Regions from separate parts of the Homo sapiens genome. Here region 2 is linked to region 1. A link is a loop called in an ENCODE intact Hi-C map of the cell type or tissue named here. Cell type or tissue: heart right ventricle. All regions are shown on one strand.

What was found. A loop is a pair of places that touch in the nucleus more often than their neighbours do. Peaks named below come from ENCODE experiments on the same cell type or tissue, not always from the same donor. Only the 100,000 strongest peaks of a DNase experiment are listed, where the experiment ranks them.
Region 2: it touches region 1 in a loop (4-fold over the local background); 3 of 110 quality-filtered maps call a loop at or near these places.

The regions. Positions count from the first base shown.
Region 1 is chr15:89,381,638-89,386,637 of GRCh38, forward strand. All of the region lies in intron 2 of MIR9-3HG (MIR9-3 host gene), which reads left to right. Among named protein-coding and RNA genes, the nearest start is that of MIR9-3, 16 kb to the left of the region's middle. In heart right ventricle, no CTCF peak of the experiment used is centred here; a DNase peak (open chromatin) is centred at 2,163; H3K27me3 peaks cover 2,940 bases.
Region 2 is chr15:89,319,425-89,324,424 of GRCh38, forward strand. POLG (DNA polymerase gamma, catalytic subunit) reads right to left here. Exons shown (of 23, transcript NM_002693.3): 11 at 4,683-4,803; 12 at 4,391-4,477; 13 at 3,980-4,087; 14 at 3,318-3,478; 15 at 2,538-2,591; 16 at 2,312-2,429; 17 at 1,701-1,836; 18 at 1,342-1,588. Among named protein-coding and RNA genes, the nearest start is that of MIR6766, 4.9 kb to the right of the region's middle. In heart right ventricle, no CTCF peak of the experiment used is centred here; a DNase peak (open chromatin) is centred at 2,357.

The DNA of each region.
Region 1 (5,000 bases):
AATTTATCTCCTTTGTAAGTTCAGATGTTGGTGCACTGGGTGTTCTGAAATTGGGGCGCTCTTGTGTAGGGCTCTGGTGATGGCTGTCTGCCTTTTTCTGACCTCTCGTTTTAAATGGGTGCATGTCCTGTTTCTCACTGGGGGCCTCAGGATGCTTGTCACTTAGCCTGATAGTTCTCATCTGTCCCACTTATCTTTTTATAATCTGATAGAGCCCACCGTTCAGCTGCTCCTGGCTCCTTTTTTGAGACTTTTGCCCTTCCTGGGGAGAAATACAAGCCCTGCTGTTCTTGAGGTGTTAAAACCAGCTCCCTCTCTGAGCTGAACTGCCTTTTGTTTCCCTGAGCTTCTGGTACCTCTGGTGCAGATCAGAAAGATGATCTTAGAGTCGACCAGATAACACAAATCAGCCCTGAATTTAGAAGGCGAATTAAATGCAGCCACCCATTTGCTGAATAGGCAATATCCAAAATATTCTCCCCATTCACGGCAAAATAACTGAGGCCTGGATGTTAAAGTGACTTTTCCCACAAGTTAAAATCAGGACTCCAAGGAGAACCTGTCTCCCAATTGCTATAAAAGTGTTTTATATGCTGAGCTGTAGTTCCTTTCTCTGCAGAGAAAATATAATCAGAGACCATCTGGGTGGGAGAGAAAGAACGAAGAGAAAGAAATGGATCAGAGTGGAATAAAGGAAGTGGGAAGGAAGCTGGGGGGCTTCGAGGAGCCTGACCTTGCTTAGCTTACAGGCCCTGATATAGTGTCTTTGTCAATGCTGCCACTATTGACGCGTTCCTCGGTAATTATGACTGTGTGTTGGCATGGCGACTCGGAGTAAGAAGACTAGAAGCACTGGGTAAATGCACGACTTGTTCTTGCCTTCTAAAGCAGAGAGGAGCTTTTGTGGGTAGTTCCTACAGGGATACATGGTAGAAAATTCACCAAACCCAGTGCTGGAGTGTATTTACACCCCATAGGAGCCAGGTGGCCCTGAGCATAGATTGTACAAATAGAGGTCCTTAGCAAGACTGGCATCTAATGCAGAGGTCTCCCAGAGCCTCCCTCTTGTGTCTTCCTGTTGGTCTTTGTTCCTTAGCCTTGTAATGTCAAGTATATTCATTTCTGCTCATTTCTGGGTTGTCTGTTTCAAAATAGGTTTATGTTGCAGTCTCCCTGAATTTGATTGATCATAAAATTATCTATTTCATAGGCCATGACTATGTATTTGGAAACTGAAGGGAAAGGCTGATGGGCACAGCTGGGGCTTCCCTTTCTATCCTTGTGTGCTTTTCTTAGATACTTGGACCACATTCTCATCCTCTTCTGAAAATGGGGAGAAGTTGCTGTTGTCAAGAGCTGTGCTGTCCTTTATGATAACCACTAGACACACATGCTATTGATCTCATGAAATGTGGTCAGTGTGGCATGTTGAAATGATAATGTTGGGTTAAGTACAATATATTGTTAAAATGACCTGTTCATTCTTACTTTTTAATGAGGCTTCTGAAACATTTAAAATTATACTTGGAACTGACATATTTTCACTGGACAGTGAGGTCTACACTAGATGCTCAAGACCTCCTCCATCCCCAGTGCTTAGTAACTAATCCTGATCTCCCCCCAGGAGGCCTCTGGCCACACAGGGTTCTGTGCATAGAGGTCCATGGAAAAGCTAGAGAGGAGGCAAGTAGAGAGCCTCGGGCCTTAAGGGGCTTTTAGGAGTGCCTAGTTCAGCCCTTTAAATGGGGATTACCCCCCAGTCCTTGGAGGCAGAAGTCGTGGCTTGAATCTGCAGGCAACATTGTATTTTTCAGCATTTAAGGTGGGGACAAGGCAGCCAATGGGTAAACCCCAGAAGAGTCTTTGGATGAAGGTTTAGCACTGCCCCAGTGGAGTTTGAATGGGCACAGCTGTAGATAACAGGAGGGTCGTCCTCCTTCCCCTGTCCCTAGCAGTGATTTCATAGTCTCCCAGATGTGCAGAAACCACAGGGCATGGGAAGGCAGCCATGCATCCCAGGTTCGTGCCAAACCCACTTTCAGCAGGTTTGTTTCCTTTGGCCCGAGGGCTCCTTGTCGCCCCTCTCCTGGCTGCCCCTCCTCCCCTCAGCCTGTGCTGCTCTCCGTGAGCTTGGAGCTTCTGGGATGCGTCTTGGCTCAGAGCCAGCGTCTTCTTGGAGAGGCCTCCTGCCCTGGCTCCCTGCCAAGGCTGAGGGCCTCAGAGAGATTTTCCAGGGAGATGCTGGGCTCATACTGCTGTCAAAGGGCAGAGGGGCCTCAGTTAGCCTTCTGCCCTTGGAGGACCCCTGGCTGTGGGTCTGGGCTTGCCTCCAGCCCCCTTTCCCCCTCAGAAACTCCAGTTTCCTCCCCTGGAAACCCTAGACTGAGTTAAGGGCCTTCCAGCTCCAGTAAGCCTTGAGTTTATAAAAAGAAGGCCCCTCACATGAGCCTGGGAGGTAAGGAAGGGGCATCGGGGAGGCCATAATGAGTCATGACGATGGGGACAGGAACCATTTACTGAGCACTGACTCTGCCAGGTTCTGTGCTAATGCTTTGTATATTGTATCTCTTTTGAGGGCCATCTCTTGGGGAGAAAAAAGAACAGTAAATCTGACCAGGGATTTGCCCTTCTTTTCTAAGCCAAATGCCATTTGGGTGACTGCATGGGGTGTGTTACAGGAGCTACAAACCTTGCATAGGAGGGACTATCAGCCCCCAGTGAGTCCTTGTCTCCCAGAGAATCAGCCTGGGCTTTGGGAAGCAGCATGAGTTCATTTGCGTTGCCAAAGGATGCCTCTGCAGTGTTTCCTGCTTGAGGCTGGCAGTACACCTGGAGAATCAAGATGGGAGGGCTCCATGCTGGGCCCCTGGGAGCCTTGGTGCGGTGCTAGAGGGGTGAGCAGCATACCACCCGGTCTGGATTCATCTCCTAATTGTGTGCCCCATATCCTTGCTGTGCCTCAGTCTGTAAAATTAGGGGGTTGGCCCAAGCCTACCAGCCTGCCCACAGTGCCAAGGGATTGTGGCTGCTCGGGATGATGCTGGCCTTTTACTTTCTGCAATGTTATATCCCCCTGATGTAGCACGTATGATCTTCTGGAGGAGGGAAGGGGGCCCACATCCTCTGTCCCATCTCATCTTGTCCTTAAGCAGAGAATATCAAGCCTTCCTCCTATCTGCCCAGTTCTGCACCATAGCTCCTGCTGTCTCCTTAGGTTAGGAGAGGTGGCACATGCCTCTGAAGGCATGTTACATCCTTGATGAGTGCTGGGGGAAAAGGGAGTAAAGAAACAAGTCTCAAGTTTATAGCCACCCCTTCCCTTTGAATCTGTAGCTTTTACCCAGTATTGAGTCCACTGTTCTCTCTTCTACTGTGGGTCACAGACTCCAAGACCATGGTGGTGTGAGGCAGAGGCAGTGTGGCCCAGTGGGTATCCAGGTGGAGGGGTTGGTCTGACCTAATTCAGAACCCACAGGACACCCCTTCCCCTCTTCCTCTGAGCCAGTTTTCCCATCTGCAAAATTGGGAATAGTAATACTTACCTTGTGACACTCAAGATGCATCCCCCATCTTGCTGGTCTGTCACGAGTAAAGGCCAGGTAAGGTGGCCAGCAAGGGACCAGGGTCAGTCAGCTCTCTGTTAGTCACTCTACAATAAGCTGTGGTGTTTACAGACCAGCCATAAGCTCTGCAGTGCAGGGAGAACCCCTGACCTCTAGGAGCAGAGAAACTAGTATTGCTAGCCTAAGGCAGCACAAAAAATCCAAGGGGCAGATTGTTTTGATGTTTTGTCTCTGTCCTTGGGAGTTAAGAGAAGAGGAATTAGATTGAGGCGGAGAAGCCTCACTGTGCCCAAACAGGTCTTCTAGGCTGTTGAGAGGGCAAGACAGGGCATCCCTACCAATGGGGAGAACTCTCTGACCAGGACCTTAGAGGTGGAGATGAAGCGGGAGGAGGAGTCCTGCTGGACTGGGCCTGAGATTTGGGTATAGGTCAGGTCAGATGGTGGAGGATAAGAATGACAGAGGTAGGGAGCAGGCTAAGAGAATTGGTATGGTCACCATGTGCAAGATGGGTGGGCACTGGAGGCTGTCAGGCCTTGTGCTGCCCAGGCCAACCTGAGCTGAGCAGCCACACCCATCCTGTGCCACTCACCTCTTATGGTTCCTGGCCTGGACGTCAGCAGCCCCAGGGCTGTGCTGTGGAGCCATTTCCCACTTTGCAAGGGAACTGCGCGGCTCTGAAATTGGAAGTCTTCCCATGCCACACTGTATTTTTTCTTACCACACTCATTTATTCATTCAATGTCTATTGACCACACATTATGTGTCAGCCTCTGGGCAAGGCCCTGGGGATACAGAGAGGGAAACCACATTCCCTGGCCCAGCACTTTCGCTTGTGGTGTGGAAAGGCATACATCCATCTAGAGCTGGAAGGCCGGGCTAGCGGGGGTGGCGTGCTAGACTAGCAGGCACTCCGGGTCTGACACTTATCATCAGTTTGTGGCTTATTGGCTTTCCTGCCCCTCTCCATGTCCCAAGAGCCTGGGAGAACAGGGTCAGAGGCCATGTCATGCTTTGCCCGTGATGACCTTAAGCTGTCGTTTAGCCTCAGCTAGAACTGTAATTCTCTAGATTGCATTGTTTCTGTATAGAATTGTGACATTTCAGTTTCCCTTTCTTCATTTAAAAAGACACCTTTTTTTTTTTTTTTTTTTTTTTATGAGACAAGGTCTTGCTCTGTCAGCCAGGCTGGAGTACAGTGGCCTGATCATAGCTCACTATAACCTCGAACTTCTGGCTCAAGCAATTCCCCTGCCTCAGCCTCCAGAGTAGCTGGGACTACAGGCATGTGCCACCACAGCCAGACTTTTATATTTATTTTATAAAAATAAAAAAATATGTTTTATTTTGTAGAGACAGGGTCTTTGTTGCCCAGGCTGGCCTCAAACTCCTGGCATCAAGCGATCCTCCCACCTGGGCCTCCCAAAGTGTTGAGAT
Region 2 (5,000 bases), 62 kb before region 1:
CACATATCACTTCAACTTTTAAAAACACTGACATCATGCCAGTCCCCTAAAGGCTTTTATTCAGAGGAAGAAACGGCTCAGAGAGGCTAAGTGCCTTGCCTAGGATCATGGAGCTAGAAAGAGATGCAGCCCAGGCTTTTGTAGCCCCAAAGCCTGGGCCACCCCATGGTAGCCCAATAAAGGACAAAGACTCCAGCACAGGAGGCACCACTATTCCTACTGTCCTGTTTCTTTAGACACTGAATTGCCCAATGACCAACACGGGCCTTTTATTCAGGAGGCAGCAAGGGCCATCACTCTAGATTTGGGGGGATAGGGGTAAGAATAGGCTACTCCCTGAAGGGGAGGGGGCATTTGTTGAAGCAGAAAACACAACAGCCAGGCCTGGCTTACCCCTCTCAACTGCCACAACCCTAGACAACTCCCAGCTTCCATCTAACCTGCAGACCTCACAAGGCTTGTCGCCTGAAGGCTCCAGAGACACGTCACTCGCATAAATGGCTTCCCCACCACCTGCACCCACAGTCCAAACTCCTGTGACACTTTCAAAGGTGTCCACAACTAAAGCCCCACCACCTTTCTCGCCTCCACCAGCACACGCTGCTCACGGTATGAGCCTTACCCGACCTCACTTTATCCACTGGACGATACTCAGCTCCCCTTCCCTGCATTTATAGTCATCAACCACTATATCATTTATCACATACTTAACTTTTAGTTGTTGACGAGAAAGTGAAGTTTCCACAATGAGCCAGCTAATTAAATGTGGACAGTGTACTGTACCTCAGGAAGTTGTACCTCTCTTCCCTCAATGTTTTTGGAACCCTGCAGAGAGTCTGCTAAGGCCCTGAGCACACAGTATGCAGTACGATCAGAGGAAACAAATTGGAGAGCTAGGCTAAGTAACCTGGAGGCCTGGTAATGCTTTCTCCAGTATCAACATCAGCCTACATGCTCCAGTTTGCCACAGCGCCCTCCTGTCAACTCCTGTCTTCCACCCACTCCATTTGCTCTCATTCCCTGTAGGCATCTGAGTTTGCAACCCCTGTATTATTGATTATGCAGCATAATCAGAATTGTCAAGATGCTACCACTTGGTAACAGTATACCAAAAGTATAGCTTTACTCCCATGAGGAAAAACTGTTTAAGGCTGACTATAAAGCAACCAAATGTCACAATAGGACAAATCATCCTGGAACCAGGTTACACAGGTGTGGAAGGAGAGGGGCTAGGTGAGAGTTCAAGTAATGGGCAGGAGATAGAACAGATGGTAGTACTAAAGGACAGTAAAGCAGGCCTCGGGTCCTGGGTGTTAAAGTGGATGGGAGAGGGACCCTCACCAGCGGAGGCCCTTGGTGGCAGCGTACATCTGCTGGGCCTTCTCAGCTGCCTCCTGCTGTGTGAGCCGGTGGTTAAACTGCATTAGTAAGCGCTCAGCAAAGGGCTGCCCAGCACCATAGATGCGGCCGTAGTTGAAGATTTTGGCATGCTCACGGCTGATGCCCACAGTAGTGGCTGTCTTACTGTGTAGATCAGTGCCCCTGCTCTTCCTGCCCTGCAGTGTCATCCACCCAAAGGCTGTGCAGCCTGGAAGACAAGCAGGAGTGAGAAAAGCAGCTCAGGAACATTCTGCCCAATGTTCATCAGAACTGTCAATATGCTGAGGGGCTGGGCTGCCCCAACCCCGGCTCCTGCTCACCATGCATGCCGGCAAAGTGGGCGTCTCCAAGCACAGCTGCAATCCACAGCTCTTGGGAGTCCACATCAGCACCCACAAGGGTGTAGCCAGGTGGGGCCTGCACCATGGCTTTCAACTCACTGCCTACTCGGTCAGGCTGTGGGAAGAGTGAGATACCCAAATGAGACTCTTCCTACCCCATTCCTGGAGCCAGAGTTGACTGAGAAAGAGCTAGAGCCTTTCCTGAGGGGATGGCTTTAGAGAATGCCAGACAGCACTGCTGAAATTCCACAGTTCCAGAGATGGCCACCTATCAGCAATTGGTGTGACAGGTAAAGAATCTACTCTATGCCTAGCGCTATGCCAGACCCCTCACCTACACGGTCCTATCTAAATTCCATGAGAGCTGTAGCTATTACGCCTGTCACGGTCTGGCCAGGAGCAGGTGCCCAGAACATATTTACTGAAGGAGTGGACAGAAATCATGAAGCCAGATTTGACTAGAGTCCTGCCTGACCCAGATCACAGGGTCCTTTTCATGATCCTCACTAAATACCTAAAGGCCCTCAGAGCCCAGTTTCTACAGACCTGGGAGAGGAAGAGCAGGGGCCAGAGGTACAGAGGTCACATACCCGGGCATTGCTGGCGGTGAGCCATGTGGGCTCCACAGCCCGGCGAGTGATGGTGCCGGCAGTCACCACTTGGGGCAGGATGGCCCCATAGAGGCCTTCCTCATCATAGTCGGGGTGCCTGGTGGGGTGCAGGGGAAGGAAATGGGTCTTAGCAGGGTGCTTTGGCCTTAGGACCTACCACCTCACCTCAGTTCTCCTATCCCTACAACCACTCAGCAGACCATACCTGATCACAGCACGGGGCAGAGCTGACCTGGGCAGCCACACCACCATCTGGGAGCTGTGGGGACAGACAACGTGAGGCTCAGCACAGCCATGGGAAGCAGAATCTATCCCACATCCCACCATGGCCCTCACCTGCCCACCTCCAGGACTGCTATACTCCATTACCCAGCCTCACTAACTGGACTCAAGGTGAGCCCTGGCTCAGCCAAGAACTGGGGCCCTATGATACACCAATCAAGAGCATAAACCATCTGGGAACCGGCCAGGCCTCCGAGCGAGCTTCCGCTCCTCTCCGGGGGGCATCCATGAGGCGCTCCTTCCACCAATGCCTCTTCCTACACACAGGCAGACTTCACCATCCCAACACCCACTCTGCTCGCCAGTGTGCTGATGGCCACAACCACCTTGGAAATGGCCTTCAAGATGAATACATTTGCCATTCCAGACTAGAAGACCCAGCTCCCAGCCCCCAACAGGGCTTACAGGCCACCAGCTCTCCATGGTCCTCAGCCATAGCCCACGGCTCCAGCAGTTACACCAAGAAGTTCTGTTGGAGCTACGAAGGGCTCTCATGGTCCTACAGCACCATTCTTTTTACATTAACAGGGAAACTGAAGCTAGAGGGGAGACCTGCCCAAGGTCCATGGCACCAGGACCAAAAGTAGCCAGGCCTCTAGACCATAGTCAGGCTGGCCCTCTGTGGGAATCCAGGGTTAGTCAGGGGTCCCTGGGTGGGAAGAGAGGGGAAAGGCATCCCAGGACTCCTCCCATGGTGGCCCACCTGATACGTTTATGGGCGTTCCTCCAGAAAGAAATCATTTTGTTGATTTCCAGAGCACGGGGCCCACTGGCACCTCCTGGGCCAGCCTGCAGGGTGCCATCCTCCATCTTGGGCAGGAAGTCCTTGGCAAAGGGGCTTCCCACATTACAGCTATTACCATCCTGGACAGAGCAAAGGAAGCAGGGGCTGGAGGCAGGTGGCAGACCCCTGGGTGGGGAACCAACGTGAGTACCTGCACTCCTCCCAACACTGAGCCCAGAACCTCAGCAGTCTGAGGCAAATCCCTGATTGTATCACGCACGCGCGCACGCGCGCACGCACACACACACGTGCACACACATGCCCCCTAAGACACACAGACACAAGCAAACCTGGCTCCCTGCATAATAACAAATCGGAAAAACCTATCACGTACCAGATGTCGTACCAAACATACGACGTGCCCCATGTCATTTAATTCCACCACCATGCCCCTTGCCACCCGACTTTCATTAGAAAAACAAAAGCTGAGAGATGACAGTATGTGCCTGAAATCACACTCTGTCCCACTACTAGTCATTCCCACAAAAAGGAAAGTCTCAGGTGTGTCACTCTGAAGGCCTGCTGTGGGCCTTGAGCAGAATGAGGAAACACCACAGGACAGGCCATGACCCAGGACACACCTTGTGAGGCAGCTTGAAAAACCAGCAGCCAGGGATGTCCACGTCGTTGTAAGGTCCATTGCCATGGTGATAGCTGGGCTGGGTGTCCTTGGGGCCACCACGGGCAGTCTGTGAGGGCCACACACCTATATCAGGCCCTGCTCCAGCACCTGCATTCAGCAAGGGCCATGGGGTAGGGGGTGGGAAAAGGGCCTGAAACTGTCGTCATCAGCTGGGAAATGACAAGATGGCCATGAGGTCTCACCCAGGCTTTCTCCTTGCTCCAACACGTGTGGGGCCTCCCAGGGGCAGGGTGGCATCTCCAACCCCCTTAAGACCTAGGGAACTCTGGCTGGGAAGAACTAGGTGGGCAAGAGGAAGCCCTTTCCACCCAGCACCCACCTAGAGAACCCAAGCCGGCGCACTGCTCACCAGAGCTAGGGGTTGACCTGGCACTGCAGCTCGCAAGTTCTCCATCTTGGCCTCAGCCTCCACTTCTAAGTAATCCAGTTCTTCTACCTGGAGCAGTCCAAGGACCAAAGTAGTGAAGCAGGGGACTGGGTAGGCCCCAATCCACCAGCCCCTCCCTGCATGGTACTCAGACACTGCAGGCCAGTCTGGGGTGAGCCACCAGTGCCAGCCTCCCACCCAAAGGCTGCCCCTTCCCTGGGTGGAATACAGAGACCTCCCCTCCCCAAAGCTCAGGTTCAGAGCCTGCCCTCACCGTTTGCCATATGGCACTATTGTCAGTGAGCAGGAACTCCTCCGCCAGGCCGGCCTCCTGGGGCATCAGCTGCTGCTTCCCCTGTTCGAGACAGTGCTTCCTGTACAGGGACTCGATGGCTCTGGGCAGAGAACAGTAGCAGCAGCAGCCGCTGATTACCAGATGCCCACTCTGGGCCAGGCAGCTTGCTAGTGCCTTCCACAATTCCCTTTGTTTAGTCCTCAGAATCAGCTCTGAGGCAGAACCAGATAGCACTTTCCCGGGTTTTAGACAGGGATTGATTGACAAACTGAAAATGACAGCACCCTGGCAGCAGGC